2 separate regions of the Homo sapiens genome follow, and region 1 is linked to region 2. The links are chromatin loops, found by intact Hi-C in ENCODE. Cell type or tissue: heart right ventricle. All regions are shown on one strand.

Region 1 (8,000 bases), 91 kb after region 2:
GCTGTTTTTTGTTTGTTTATTTGTTTTGAGATGGCATTTTCGCTCTCATTGCCCAAGCTGGAGTGCAATGGTGCGTTCTCGGCTTACTGCAACCTCCACCTCCCGGGTTCAAGCATTTCTCCTGCCTCAGCCTTCCAGGTAGCTGGGATTACAGGCATGCACCACCACACCCAGCTAATTTTGTATTTTTAGTAGAGACAGGGTTTCACCATGTTGGTCAGGCTGGTCTCAAACTCCTGACCTCAGGTGATCCACCTGCCTCAGCATCCCAAAGTGCTGGGATTACAGGCGTGAGCCACCACGCCTGGCCGTTTTTGTATTTCCAGTAGAGACAGGGTCTCGCCATGTCGCCCAGGCTAGTCTCAAACTATTGAGCTCAAGCAATCTGCCCTCCTCGGCCTCCCAAAATGCTGGGATTACAGGCACGAGCCACTGTGCCCAGCCTATATTTTTTAAATAGTATGTAATGCATGCATATGGTTAAAAAAAATCAAAAGAACAAAATGAATTACAGTAAAAAGTAATCGTCTCCTAATTCACTTTTCCTGCCCAGAGGCAAGCACTGGTACTAGTTCCTTCTAGAGTTACCTGGACACAGATGGATGGTATATAGATGTTTATGTGGATGTTTATATTCAAAAAGGCACGCAAATGATACATGCACGCGAATGCATCATGCTTCTCCCGTGTGATAATACACCTTCGAGATTGTTTTATGGCAACAGGTTTAGAGCTGCCTCATTCTTACCAGTGACTGTGTACCGTGGATGGACTGTCACTTATTTCAGTAGTCCCCTGCTGGTTGACTTTTAGGTTGTTTCCAATCTTTAGTTATTGTAAATAATGCTGATATGAGGTGGCTTTCAAACCTTTTCAAAAATCTGGTTCTGCTGTAAGAAAAACTCATTTTACACCACCACCCAGCCCTCACAATATAACAAAAGTTTCATGAAGTCTTACCTACCCTTACTGTATGTAACGCACTCTGATAGTTTGTATTTCATTCTGTTCTATTTCATTTTTTAAAAATTCTGGTTGTAATCCACTAAATTTATTTCATAGACTGACTAGTGGCCCATGGCCTGGTTTGAAAATGCGTTGCACGTGCTTCTTTATGTGGGTGTAAGTGTGTGCAGATAAGTTGCCAGAACTGACTGAAGGTTATGTGCATCACCAGGTCACCCTCTATAGAAATTGTACAAATTTGTTCTCCCACAAACAATCCATGAAAGGGCTTGTTTCCCCTTAACCCACACCAACAGTTTATTATTAGACATGTAAAAACACCTTTGTCACTCTGACTGGTAAAGAATGGCATCTCATTATGTTGAATATCCATGTGGCATATTTTGGGTCATCTTTATGCCATTTAGTAAATTCATCTTTTTCCTACATGTTAGAAATATACCAAGTGTATATGTGTATCTAGGCCTGTTGACCTCTCTGTTCTCTTCCATTGGTCTGTCTATCCGTATGCCAGTACCAAACTTGTAATTGCTATGGCTTCATACCATGTTGTGGTATCTGATAGGCTAGTCCCCACTTACCTTTTTAACTTTTTTTTTTTTTGGCTGTCTTCACACATTCACTTGTACCATATGAACATACATATACTTCCTTTTTAATGTTCTTATTTTTCTTCACATCCCAAAGTCTTCTGGCTGAAATCCTATTGCCCATATCTGATGCTTTCCACCACTGCAGAATTCTTTAGTACCAACACTGCAGTGTGCGTGACGGACAAAAGAGCCTGTTATCCCTGTGTGACTAGACGTGGGCCTGTCAGCTTGCTTTTTGGGTTATTGTTCTTATCCCAGAGGTGGAGCTGCGTTCTTCCATTCTGAGGGACGTACTTCAGGACATTGGGCCCTTTGAAAGAGCCTTCAGACCACAAGGGTACCTTTCTAGTGAATCAGAACACCAGGGTGCACCGCCCATGGGGGGTGATTTTCTGGAGCAGACAGCTTGCTTCCCATGTGTGCTATTTATCCAAGGCAAGTCATGCTGCACCGAGATAGTCACTTGAGGTTTGCACCGAACAGGATAATGGTTTCTTTTCCCTAGAGCTGTTTAATCAGCAACCTTGGAACAGATGCAGGCAGGCATGATCTAGTGTGACAGCTCATTAGCTAGGGGTTGATCTAAAATACTGTTCAAATGGGCAAGGAAAGGCCTGCGTATGGGATATGTGATTTGCAGAATTTGAGATTCATCCAAAGAGGGAGAATCTGCCTAAGATGCCTCTGTCTAAAAGCTAGTATGTGCCAGGTGGGTTTGTTTCATTCCAGGTAGAGCACAGGGAGCTTATGTGACCAGGCAGTGTCCACCATTGGGCAACACATCACACTTCCCTTGGCGTCTTGCCTCCTCCCTCCCCGTCTGGCACAGACTCTCCCATCAGCCGTTTGGGCACCTGGGGACTTCTGAGCCCACAGCGTCATCCAGCAGACCGTCTGCGGAGGTTCCTTCCTGTGAGGGCCGCACTCGAGGGGGTGTATTGGGTGGGATCGTATCACTGGAATGAGTGAACATCGTTAGAGGGAGCTCCCACAGCTATGCGTGTGACCGTGTGGCTCGCCGCTGAAAAATGCTGCTCACATAGCAGAACTTCGATGCAATCCTTTTTGGATTTCTAAGGGGAAATTTTAAGACCGATAGGAGGAATAGGCTGGGGTTGAATAAGTTTGGTTCTTATTTTTAAATTAGCTCATCTTTAGAAAACAACTGAATTTAGAAGATTCTTCTGTAAGGCCCCAAAGGATTTCTTTCTGCCTCCCCGCTCTTGGCTCTTATTTGTGTCTCTCCTCGTGTTCTGAGCTTTTCAGCAGCCCTTGTGGGTCATCAGCCGAGGACCATCAGCTCGGGGCCCAGAGCTGGGGACTGGGAGTTATGAGCTGGACTCTTGAAGGGGCCAATACTAAACCGAGCCGTTGCCATTTCCTAGGAGCCTTGACAGGCTCAAACATCTCTGGGTACCCGGGGATTTGACTGTCATTGTTCTGATCCTTTCCCAAAGTTGTAACCCTCTGTTGACATAGCGGAATTGAAGATTGATTTTTCTTCACCACCTTCTGCCTAAAGTTCTTAGTTCTGAATGTGTCCACACCTCATTGACTTCTATGAGATGCCCCTGTCACGTTCCTCGATTCCTTCTAGTCCTTAATAGAGTCTTTCCTTTTCTTGAAAGAAATTTGCCCAGTTGACATTTATTTTCATCGTCTGCTGAAGTGACAGATCCAAGGCCCTAAGCTTCAGCAGAGTTGCAGGAAGGGACCATTTACACAGCCTCTTAGATGTTTAAGGTTTACCCGCCCTGACAGTGGCTCAGCAGGCGTAGGCCTCCTGGTGAAAAGCCGAGCACATGGCTAACCTGCTCTGGTGGAGGGGCTTTGGACCGTTCTTGTGTACTGCGAGGCTTGCCTTCCTGCTGGTGTGTGAGCAGCTCTCGGGGGAACTTGCTTCCTGGCTGAGCAACCTGTAAACAGTATGTCTGAGGTGGGACTCCCGGGCCCAAAGCAGCCAAAGGTTGCACAAGTCTAAGCTCCGTTAGGCCTGTCAGTGTGGCTGTCAAAAGAAACGCTGTTTCTTTTCTTTCTTTCCTTTTTTTTTTTTTTTTTTTTTTTTTTTTTGAGACAGGCTGTCACCCAGGCTGGAGTACAGTGGCACAATCTCGGCTCATTGCAACCTGCGCCTCCCAGGTTCGAGCGATTCTCCTGCATCAGCCTCTCAAGTAGCTGAGACTACAGGTGCCCACCAGCATGCCCGGCTAATTTTTGTATTTTTAGTAGAGATGGGGTTTCACCATGTTGGCCAGGCTGGTTTCGAACGCCTGACCTCGTGATCTGCCCTCCTTGGCCTCCCAAAGTGCTGGGATTACAGGCGTGAGCCACTGCTCCTGGCAAAATGCTGTTTCTAAGCGTTTCTTTGACAAGTCCCATCCTTCAGGTTCATGCATGATTAGGGAGAGGCAGCAGCCCTGACTGAGCACCTGAGTGTTCATGGAACCAGGTGCATAGCGTAATGACATGCCATTCATGACACTACTTTCTTCCCTGAACATGCCATGAATTCCTGATGATTACACAGTTCCCCAACAAGTGCTGCTCAAAACCTGGAACTAATCAGAAGGAAGCACCAGCCTTGACTGTTAGTGGGACACGGGGAAGATGGCTGTGAACCAAATATGCGGTGCCTTTGGGGGAGAATGGTTTTAGTATTTAGTAAGTGTCAGTATGTAAGTTTTATGTTGAAAAATGAACTAAGTCACAACAAGGTCTATAAATTTAATTATTGAAAAGGATAAAGTTGGGCCATTCAGTGAAACCTCCTGTAACTGAAGTCTCTAACACAGTAGCCAATGGGGGAATCAAATGAGCCCAAGAAGAAATTCTGCGTAAACTAGGACTTAGGGGAGCCCTTAGCATTCCACTTTGGAGTGAAGGAACCCGATCCGCCAGTTGGGGAACGCTCCTTTGAGGCCCATGTGCTTCCTGCTCCGACGGGAGAGAGGGATAATGAGACTTGCTCCCAGGTGCCCTGCCCTGGAGCCCAGCAGGCCACACGGGCTCTTTGACTCTGTACTGTGCCAGTGATTTCCAAGATGGGAGTGGTGCTCTGATTGCAGGAATGTCTTCTTGGAATGGCTTTTCTCACTTCTCTAGAGTCCTTGGTAGGGAGCACATCATCAGCTGAGCTAACGTGAGAACAGGGGTTGGAGCACTTGCCACCGGCAGTGAAGTAATCGGACAGCTGACAGTCTTTTCCAGAGGGTCGGGGATTGGGAGCTGACCCCAGGTCCCGCTCCGTTTTCTTTGTGTGCAGCACTTGTGTTGGTGACCAGCAGTGAAGAGAGTGCGTGGACGTCACCGTGTGGTTATGAAGCTAACGGCAGCCCTCAGCGGTGCCGACTTCCGCTCCCCGACACATTCCTGTGTGCACGTTCGTGGGTCTGAGCGTGACTCATGGTGTGTGTCCCTAGAGCAGTTCACTCAGAGGCTTCTCTTCCGTGCTCTCAAGAATAAAAGCAGGGCCGCCACATCCTGATAAGTCTTGCCATTCAGCGGTCCTGTCTTGCAGAGGGATAAGCCAGTGTCCCCAGGCCACAGTCCTTACACCTTGAGCAAGTTCCCCAGAGTGAAGCAATCTTTCTAGACAAGTTTTGCGTTTCTCAGAATTTTATTTTAGTGATATTGTTACCAAAAGATTGTAACCCCAAAATGTGTGCCTTTGGCTTGCCTGTTTTAGGAATTCACTTGTGTTATCTCCCCAAGCAAAACAAAAGAAAGAGAAACCTTCCTGTTGACGAATCCTTTTTACCTTCTTGAGAGTTGTCAATGGGACTAACTTGTATATTTCTTTGCTACCTTCTTTTAAAAACATTTTTCTTATTTACTATTACAGACGTATAGTAATGGTGCCTGACATAACCCACAGCCAAAGGCCTTGGCCTTGCTGTGTGTATTTCAGGCTTTTTCTTCCCTTTTCTTTTTTTTTAAGTAATAAGATATTACAGTTATAGCTGAAGCCTGATCCTGTTCCCTTTTCTCCCTCTCGTCCCAAGCATCACCACTGTCCCAAATCTGCTCCTTCTTCCCACATCTTTGCAGTTTGGGCAAGTCTTCTGAATGCCTAGTCATGATTTTAAGTCTTCTTTCCACCTTCAGTGATGGTTGGCTACCCTGAGCAAGCCAGTAGATTCAGTTATGTGCCTGGAGTCCAGATGTTTTATGTGGATTTTTCATGTGGAATTGTTTTTGGTAAGGAAGTATTCCCTTGCCACACCAATGAAAAGAGAAGAAAACAGGTAGCTGGCACCCACTGCATTGTTGCTTTCTGCCAGCCTGCTCCTTCTCCTTCCTCTCCAGCTCTGTTGTGTCCAGATGCAAACTCTACATGCAGGGTTTGACCCTAGGTCCTCACCTGCTGTAGCTCTCACACGGGGACCGAATGCTCTTGTGTCGTAAATCCTTCCTTTTGCTTCCTCGTGTTGGATGTGTTTAGTGGTTTTCATCTTCTGGTCACTATTTCATTCTAGGTTTATCCCCTTTAAATTATAAATTAAATGAATTCTTCGCTTTTCCTACCAGCAACTACCCACCAAGTTCTACCATGTGTTAATTTAATCAACAGTTATTTATTGAGTACTTATTACATGTTGATTTCCTGTTCTCAACATTGGAATGAAGACAGCTTAGGGTTCTGCTTTCATGAAGCTTGCATGCTCTTAGGTGGAGACAGACAGTAATTAAGCAGATAAACAGGAAATTATGAGCTAGTAGTGGGTCCATTGCTGAGAAGTAAGACAGGTGGTAGGATGACCCGTGCCGTGTGATGACTTTAGATTGGGTGGTTGGGGAAGACTTCACGGACCTTAAAACTGGCCTTGGAACGGGAAGCGAGAACTGGGCACGGAAGATGAGGGAGTGGGAGATTTCAGGCAGAGGGAGCAGCAGCAGGTACAGAGGCCCTGAGGCCTTTTATTGTGTCTTTTTGCTTGAGCGAGTAACTTAGAGCACACGTAGAGAAAGACAGCAGAAGTGATCTTCTAAACACTCTGTCCTGTGTGGAGAGCTCCTTATGTGAGATTTTGCTGTGTAGTGAATTAAGGCTCAGCCAAACTGGCTCACGTGAGCTCTTTGAGCTTGCCTGTCTCTGTGGGCTGAAGGCTGTTCCCTGTTTCCTTCAGCTCTACGTCTCCTCCGAGAGCCGCTTCAACACCCTGGCCGAGTTGGTTCATCATCATTCAACGGTGGCCGACGGGCTCATCACCACGCTCCATTATCCAGCCCCAAAGCGCAACAAGCCCACTGTCTATGGTGTGTCCCCCAACTACGACAAGTGGGAGATGGAACGCACGGACATCACCATGAAGCACAAGCTGGGCGGGGGCCAGTACGGGGAGGTGTACGAGGGCGTGTGGAAGAAATACAGCCTGACGGTGGCCGTGAAGACCTTGAAGGTAGGCTGGGACTGCCGGGGGTGCCCAGGGTACGTGGGGCAAGGCGTCTGCTGGCATTAGGCGATGCATCTGCCTGGAAGTCTACCTCCTGCCTGCTGTCCGAGGGCTTCATTGGCGCCACGGAATTGACTTTTCCGTCTTATATCATTCCTGTGTCTTTGTAGGAGTGGAATCATTCTCATAGTCCGAGTGTGTTTCCACATATGGTGAGAGCTGACAAGCATGGAGGGGTTTTGGTGTAAAAAGATTAGTCATTTGGAGAGGTTTTCTCATTTTATGGCAAGGTTCTTTTAAAGCCGTGGATTTCCATGCTGTTCGTGCGGCATGGAGATCACTTCCTACCGAGAGTTAAGGAGGAAAAAAAGATCTCTGAGTTTTGAAAGAAGATTTAACCAAAATGCATTTGACTCTTCTGTGGATTTTTGTTGGCTGATTTGGAAGGCAGGTGCCCTGGGCATCCCCAGTGGGTTCCAATTCTGCAGCTGCCCAGACTCCTGCAGGCAGAGGTGGAAGTGTCCCCGCTAGAAAGGCATCCAGGAAACTCGCTTTTGACCAACTCAGATACAGTCTGGTCTTTCTTGTTAACTGGGACTTTACCCTCTCCACTAATGAATAGTGTTTGTAGTTTCCAGGCAGGTTTTTTTCTTCTTTTGAAGTTCTTTGAAACCCTTAGGACGCCAAGGGAAGGAAGTTTTCATTTTCAGCCCTTTGCATTCTTCAAAATGTGATCCAGGCTTTTCCCTGTGGCGAGGGTGTCCCCTAGTGTTGACTTACATTATTTCCACTTGTTTTAAATGAACTTTGATTACCTTGACCTGTGCACAGAAATCAAGAGAGGCAGCCCCTTTTTAGAGCTGTTAGAAAAGAACTGAAACATCCACCTCTGGGAAAAATAGAGTTTAGTTTGTGCATGTGTCTCAGAAGTCAGGTGCACACATTGAGACTGGTGCAGCCACATGCCTGCCTTTTAGGGACTCCTTGACTGACCTGATGCCTTCACCCAAAGGCATAGTGAAATGGGAAGTATGATTTCTGACTGGTA
Region 2 (8,000 bases):
AAATTAGCTGGGCGTGGTGGCGCATGCCTGTAATCCCAGCTAATTGGGAGGCTGAGGTGGGAGAATCACTTGAACCTGGGAGGTGGAGGTTGCAGTGAGCCAAGATTGTGCCACTGTACTCCAGTCTGGGTGACAGAGCAAGACTGTCTCAAAAAAAAAAAAAAAGAGGATACAAGGGATACAAGTAGAATTTGTAGTGTGCTGATTAACCAAAGACAAGTTCCTCCACCCTTTTCTTTTTGGCCAGAGTTGATCATTTTCAGAATTCATCATTTTGTCAAGATGATTTTTTTGTTGTTAAATATGAATAATTTGCTTTCCTCTGGACTTCTAAGGCTTCCTGAAATTACATGCAAACATTTGTGCAGTCTCATGTTTGGTTATTGGTTTTTGGGTTTGCTATTTTTGGGCGAGGAGGTCCATATCCTTCATCAGCTTCTCAAGGGGTTTTTTCAGAGGTACAAGGGGAGGCTTTGGTTTGGTTATGACAGTGCTACAGCCAGCAACCCGGGGGCCACCTGGGTGCTGCTCCCCCACTTCAAAACGTGTAGCTAGCAGGATGGAAATCCTGTCTACATGGAAATCCTTGTGGTGTTGGATAGGCCATGATTCATTTCCCTAAGCCTCAAATGCTTCTATTGTTTGTAGTTTTTCTCCCAGAATCTTCATGATCCATTTTTGTACATTCTTATGGCCTTACGATAAATTCCTAGAAGTGGAATTTCTACATCAAAAGAATAGAAACTTTTAAAGGTTTTTGATACATATTGCCAGTTGCCCTTCTGGAAGGTCTACTGGGTACGTCAGTGTACCTGAGTGTTAACAGTGACGGATCAGTATTCATTTCTCTTATAAGGAAGGAAATGAAAGTCATTTGGTAACGTAGAGGCACAATTAGACCTGACAGCCTTTGTGTTTCTCTTCTGTTCTTTAGGCCCCCCAGTTCCCTTTGCTGCTTTCTTCTTTATGCCACAGATTTAATGCTTGAACACATATTGAAATTTTGGAAAGTTACTGTGAATCTAATGGGGCATAATAGGCAGGTTTTCTTAATCCTGGCAATGACCAAACTAATCACTTGTCTGTGGTGGCTTGGTGGAAAAACGGTTTGTCAGCAGAATTTGGTAAAGAAGCAGTCACAAGGACAGGGTGTTGGTCTCATATTTGAGTGCTTCCCTGAGGAAAGAAAAGATAAAGGGAAGAATTGGGTGAATTCATCAGACTGTATTTGGCAGATGGAGATGAAGTGGGTGCAGGTCATCGCCCACGACCTGTTTCCCAGGCTTGCAGAGAAACTGCTGCTCAGGAGCTTGTGACTGTGAGGGCCCCGGGCCGTGGCATGCGTTGGTGCGCTCTCAAGAATGCGGCCATGGCACTCACAGACACATACCAAGAAGCCTCGGCCCCCAGTGCCCCCGCCAGCCTGCTCAGGGGCATGCGGATGACTGGAGCCTGGAAGGCGGGTCTTGCTGGGCAGGACAGATGCCTTACTGTCAGGACAGATGCCTTACTGTAGGCCCAGGAAGAGATCCATGACCGCAGACAGACTTCTGCGTAGGGCCCTGAGGAAAGAGTGGTAAACATGCAGTGAAGGGCGGCCCCACCACTGGTGGCTTCTGACAGGGAGCTGGAGGGTGCAGGTACTGGATGTGTCTCATTGGGATACAAATGAGTGTGCCCCGTGGTTAGGAAGATGAGGAAGTGTAGGCACTTGCAGGGGCCTTTTCTTTTGACTTAGTGAGTTCCCACCAAACCTGGCCTTGTCTGTTTTTGATGCCTTAGGACTTGGGGACAAGGCCACAGCCTGTGACCCCAGCATCATCTCCCCCCAGGGCCTTGCCACCCTCTAGCTTTCATCCTTGCCTCCTCCTCTGCCCTCTCTTTCTTGTCCGATACAGTCACAAGTGCCTAGAATAAACCTCACACCACCCACTGCTCTGCTGTCAGGGCTACCACCCCGGCCCCACCCTGCCTTGCCCCGGCTCTGATCTCAAAGACTTCCCAGCCTCCTGTTGCCATCTGGGTCTGTCCTCCTCCTGCTAGCAGAGAGACCCTCCCTTAGAAACTTACATCAGATCTTTTCACTACCCAGTTTCCTGTCCCTCGATGGGTACCCATCTCAGTTAGAGTAATGTTCAGCTTCTCTCCACAGCCTGCGTGGTCTGGGCCTGGTTTCCCTCTCGAATTTCCCTCCTGTCACTCCCTTTGTTTACTGCCAGTGCTTTTTCCTCTTAGGGTTCCCTGGGCCCTGCCCTTCACTCAGCTTCTGGTGCCTGGCTCTTTCAGACCCATGCAGGCCCCAGCTCACATGACATCTTTTCGGAAAGACCTTCCCTGATGGCCCAGGCCACAGTACCCACACCAGCATCAGCTCTTTGTCCTCTTCCCCTTTTCATTTCTTTGCAGCTCATGCCATCTGAAACTACCTCATTCAATTATTGATAGATCTGTTTGGAATTCCAGGAGTCCCTTTGCGATCCCATTCTTCTAAAGATTCACATGGCCTCAGAATGCCATGTTACAGTGGAGAGTCTGACTTCTTGTTTTCTGAGACGGAGTCTCACTCTGTTGTCCAGGCTGGACTGCAGTGACAATCTCTGCTCACTATAACCTCCGCCTCCCGGGTTCAAGCGATTCTTGTGCCTCAGCCTCCCGAGTAGCTGGAATTACAGGTGCCTGCCACCACGTCTGGCTAATTTTTGTATTTTTAGTAGAGATGGGGTTTCAACATGTTAGCCAGGCTGGTCTCGAACTCCTGACCTCAGGTGATCCACCCGCCTGGGCCCTCCAAAGTGCTGGGATTACAGGCAGGAGCCACTGTGCCCGGCCTGACCTCATATTTGAATACCGAGTTTTAGTTCTGGAGGAGCTGCAGGTTTTATGAAAAGGGAACACATTTGATTCCTCAGAGCAGCCACAGGCCAGCTCTCTGAAGTAAAGTGCACGTGTGCATGTGTGTGCACACTCACACACACGTACACACACATTCACAAATAGGACATCTCTTTTAAACAGAAATGGCCACCTGCATTTGAGAAAATAAAGTTTCATGCAGAAGAAAGTGACATGTTAAATTCAATCATCAAGATTTAGACTGGTGGGAATTCTGCACAACAAATGACTTGGTTTAATTAACATGGAAATTGCGAGGAAAAAAATGAAGTGGAACCTATGGATTTAAAAATTAGGAAATTTTAAGATTTCCATCGTAATTTTTTTAAAACAATATATTTTACTTCCAAAACCCTGCGTTTTCACATGGTAGCTATCTGCTGGAGCTGAGTAGCCGCTGCTCTCTTGAACAGCATCACCCAGATGGGAGAGCCCCCTTCCCCCCAACCCCCATACACTCCTATGTGTACAACTTCCTGAACCCTGTAAGCATTAGAGCTTGCAGCCTCTGCTTTTTCTGTTTCCTTCTTGATGGGAAGACTGGCAGCAGGATTTACTTGGTTGCTACATTTGTGAATTTGTAAAATAATTCATGCTCTGCTAGGTCTGTAACTTGGGAGGCTTGGTGTGCACGGGCATTTAGCAGCAACTCAGAGCGTATGGAAGACTGTCACTGGCAAGAGCAAAGTCCCCCCAGGACAGAGCCAGTGACGACTAGCTGTGTATCCTCAGTCTGATGGCGGTGGAAGTGAGGCAGCACCAAGGAGCAGAAACAGGAAGTTTCCACTGATGACCACCCTGCCCCCAGCTAGGCTGAAAGGCCTCCCCAGAGCCCTTGCATCAGCCTGGCTTTGCACTGGTCTGGGGGATGTTGCTTGTTAGAGCCAGTGAAGAAGAACGGTAGTAAGTTACCTGATGGCCAAGGCTCTGTCTGACCCTGTCTGCTGTCGTGTTCCTGGCACAGAATAGTCTTTGTTGAAGGAACGAATTAGTGCATCCTTCCAAGCCTTGGAGGACCTGTCTATAATAGGCCCACTCTATAGGGTCTTTGTGAGAATTAAATTAAAACCCCTATGAGAAACCTAACTAGAGACAATTGGAAGTAACTTAAATATTTGTTCATTGGGAACAGCTACATAATTGTGGCTGTCATTCTGTACAACACTCTGTGGCTGTTAAAGAGCTAGAGGTAGTTTTATGTGGATTGATGTGTTCAATGTGTTCAATGGAAAAGCAAGGGTAATATAATCCCATTTATACTACAGAGAAAAATCGGGTCTGTAAATATGTTGAGAAAGGTCTGTCGATAGTGGTTATCTTTTGAGAGTGGAATGGATCGGGGTGGGTATGGCCTGGGGACGTGAGGGGGAATTTTTCACTCTTTATTTCACATACATCTGTCATTGGCACAGAAAATTAAGCAGTAAACCTAAAGAAACAGAATAGTGCTTGTTGTATAGTTAGATCAATAACTTGTAACTATTATAAAAGGTAGTTATAAAGTTAGTAAGGGCCAAAGGTCTAACTAGAGTAGGTCGGTTATAGAGGAAAACAGTTTAATCAGTTGTTGTTTAACTTTTATGGAATGCAACTTCTTTAGCTTTAATTTGGAGAGCCAAACTATGGCCCTAGTCTTTTTTTTTTTTTTTTTTTTTTGAGTTGGAGTTTCGCTCTTGTCCAGGCTGGAGTGCAATGGTGCTATCTTGGCTTACTACAGCCTCCACCTCCCGGGTTCAAGCGATTCTCCTGCCTCAGCCTGCCAGGTAGCTGGGATTACAGGTGTGCACCACCATGACTGGCTAATTTTGTATATATATATTTTAAGTACAAATGGGGTTTCACCGTGTTGGCCAGGCTGGTCTCAAACTCCTGACCTCAGGTGATCTACCCACCTTGGCCTCCCAAGGTGCTGGGATTACAGGTGTGAGCCACCGTCCCCGGCCCCTAGTCTTTTATTGTATTGTATTGTATTATTTTTTAGTCAGGTTTATTGAGGTATAATTTACATATCATAATATTCCCCTTCTTTATTATACAGTTCTATGGACTTTGACAAATACATACACTTGTGAAATTGCCACCCCTTTTGAGATACAGAACAGTTCTATCACCCCCTAGAATTCCCTTGTGCGGCCCTTTTGTAGTCATCCTTTCTCTCTTCTCCCAGCTGCTGGCAACCCTGATCTGTTTTTTTGTCCCTGTAGTTTTGCCTTTTCCAGAATGTCATATCAATGGAATAGTACAGTCTGAAGCCTTTGAATCTGGCTTCTTTCATTCAATATAATGGGTGAGGAGTCAACCACGTTGTTGCATGTTATCCACATTTCCTCCTTTTGTGTCTCTGAGTAGTATTCTCTTGCATAGATGTACCACAGTTTGTTTATCCATTCACCAGCTGAAGGACAGTGCTCCAGGGTCCTAGAGCACAGAACTCTGGCTTTGTTGTCTTTATTTCTACCAGTTGTCTCTCTCTCTGTCTCTCTCTCTCTCTTTTTTTTTTAAACCCTAGAAGATTATTAAGATTTATAAGACTGGGTATGGTGGCTCATGCCAGTAATCCCAATGCTTTGAGAGGCCAAGGCGGGAGGATCACTTGAAGCCGGGAGTTCAAGACCAGCTTGGGCAATGTAGCAAGACCCCATCTCTACAAAAAATTGAAAAATTAGCCGGGTGTGGTGGTGCACACCTGTAGTCCCAGCTACTCAAGAGGCTGAGGCAGGAGGATCACCTGAGCCCAGGAGTTTGAGGTGATAGTGAGCTATGACTGCACCACTGCACTCCAGCCTGGGCCACAGCATAAGCACTTGTCTCCAAAAATGTTTAAAAGATTGACAATACAGTCTTCTTCAGAGTCTCCATAGGAAAGGAGCGGCACGAAATGCAAATTATTTGGAGGTTTTGGAGGTTTCAAACTTTTAATTACTTGGCACATATAGTGCTTACTGTGTGCAGGCACTGTTCTAAATATTGCTTTCAAATATTTAAAAGTGCTTAGAACAGTTACAGCACATAGTAAATGCTATATATCTGCTTGTTAAATAAATAAAAATTTAAGTTTCCAAATAATCTGTATTTCACATAAAAGAGAAGAGATGTGGGACAATATAAATAGGCAGGAGACCAGGGTTGTAGACCCGGTACTATCACATTCCCAGCCTACCCCTTAACCTAGTCCCTTGGGTGAATTACCGACTCTGGGTCTCACTTACTAACATGAAAGGAGGTTCATAATCTGAATCCTCCTGAAGGAACAGATAATATCTCAACTCTTAATAGTTGAACTCTAAAATTTGGTCAGTATAAAAGTAATGTTATAAAATGTGTCTATATCTGTTTATTTTACATTGTATTGGGCCTGGATAATTGGTTTCTTCCTTTTTACATGTATATAACATCCTATTGGGATCTGTATTAAAAGTGTACTAAAAACATTCACCACATGGTGGTGCTCCCTTCAAAAGCCAAACTGAAAATTGTAGGCCAGCATTGAGTATTAGGCATGGAGTTGATAGGGGCAGCTGTATGTATGTATGTATGTGTGTGTGTGTATGTATGTATGTATGTATGTATGTAGAGATGGGGCCTCACTATGTTGCCCAGGCTGGTCTTGAACTCTTGGCCTCAAGTGATCTTCCCACCTCAGCCTTCTAAGTAGAGTGCCAGTTTATATTCTACATTTGTGCTTTAAGTTTTTTTTAGGGAAGTAGGGTCCTGTCATTTTATTAGCTTGATAACTTATACAGATGCCAAAATACAGGAACATTTGTTCTTTCTTAGGCATTATGACATATTCATGTACATTAACTGATGTTATACTTTTTAAGTGTTCCAAATATCTTCACTCAGAAGTTTATGTGCTTGACAGGAAAAGAAAAAATACATCTGTAAGGAAAGTATCATAGGTATTTATCCTTCAAAAGCTGATGTTTTTATTTATTTATTTATTTTTAACCTAATGTGTTCTTAAGTCATACTGGGATAGCAGCAGTACCCAGCCTAAGAGAAGCTGCAGTATAGTTTCCTTGGTCAAATGACTTTTTCTTTCTTTCTTTCTTTCTTTTTTTTTTTTTTTTTTTGAGACAGAGTCTTACTCTGTCGCCCAGGCTGGAGTGCAGTGGCAGAATCTTGGCTCACTGCAACCTCCTCCTCCTGGGCTCAAGCAATCCTCCCACCTCAGCCTCCTGAGTAGCTGGGGCTACAGGCACGTGCCACCACGCCCAGCTAAGTTTTGTATTTTCAGTAGAGATGGGGTTTCGCCATGTTGACCAGGCTGGTCTCAAACTCCTGGCCTCAGGTGAGCCGCCAGCCTTGGCCTCCCAAAGTGCTGGGATTACAGGCATGAGCCACTGCGCCCAGCCAAAAGTTGGTGTTTTTAAAAAATGCTTCCTGGTAACTGCCTTAGGGAGAATAATGTTAACATTTCAGTTGTGATTCTCTTGAAGCACAGTATTTCCCTGCCTTTTAGATTTGAAATGGATACTTCTAAGCAGTTGTGACTGGCTGGATTTCAGTCATTTACATCGGAACACTGGTCTGGTCAGCTCACCTGCATCTTTGGTAGAGAGATATCTCCCAAACATACACTCTCCCTGAAGGATTTTCATCCTTCATATGCTTATCAATTCCCTTGCCAAGTATTTACTGTTTGTCCACATGAGTACAAGGCATTGAGCTTGTGCTACTGTAGACTCACAGATGGTCATGATTTTCAGGAATTGAATAGAGAAGATGAAACACTGAGACACTGGATTCAAATGCTAGACCTTACTGGGTTGACGTTAGTAATAGACATGTGAAGAATTATAGCGGTTGAGAGGAAAGAGACATCTCCTCACTAGGGTGACTGGTCAGGGAAAAAGATGGGAGTGGTTTTTGGTGGGAGAAGAGGAGGAGACGGGATCTGGGCATATGAAGAGGCCTGGGGTACTGAGGTGGAATTTCACCACACCCCAAATCTGTTGAAAAGAGGAAAGTGTACAGGCAGGAGACACAGAATCTGGCCAGAGTGAATGTCCTGAGCAAGGGCATGGGAAGAGGAAAACGCAGGGCACAGGGATTAGGTGAGGATCCAACTGAATGCTTGCCCAAGGGGCTTCACTGTCGAGGAT

Evidence for each region. Hi-C counts contacts between places; a loop is a spot of excess contacts. Peaks named below come from ENCODE experiments on the same cell type or tissue, not always from the same donor. Only the 100,000 strongest peaks of a DNase experiment are listed, where the experiment ranks them.
Region 1: a loop joins it to region 2, with 4 times the contacts of the local background. A loop is called at or near these places in 103 of 110 quality-filtered maps.

What each region holds. Positions count from the first base shown.
Region 1 is chr9:130,856,078-130,864,077 of GRCh38, forward strand. ABL1 (ABL proto-oncogene 1, non-receptor tyrosine kinase) reads left to right here. Exons shown (of 11, transcript NM_005157.6): 4 at 6,686-6,958. Among named protein-coding and RNA genes, the nearest start is that of ABL1, 25 kb to the left of the region's middle. RefSeq lists enhancers at 3,651-4,500, 4,501-5,348, 6,410-6,910, 6,911-7,411. In heart right ventricle, CTCF peaks have their summits at 4,876, 7,714 (motif pointing left) and 7,914; DNase peaks (open chromatin) are centred at 2,424 and 4,904; H3K4me3 peaks cover 958 bases; H3K27ac peaks cover 5,281 bases.
Region 2 is chr9:130,764,804-130,772,803 of GRCh38, forward strand. It overlaps a transcript of ABL1 not described here. Among named protein-coding and RNA genes, the nearest start is that of ABL1, 66 kb to the right of the region's middle. RefSeq lists a silencer at 757-806 and enhancers at 1,621-1,790, 1,821-1,880, 2,091-2,150, 2,161-2,210, 2,445-3,250 and 1 more. In heart right ventricle, CTCF peaks have their summits at 6,335 (motif pointing right) and 6,537; a DNase peak (open chromatin) is centred at 3,618; H3K27ac peaks cover 578 bases.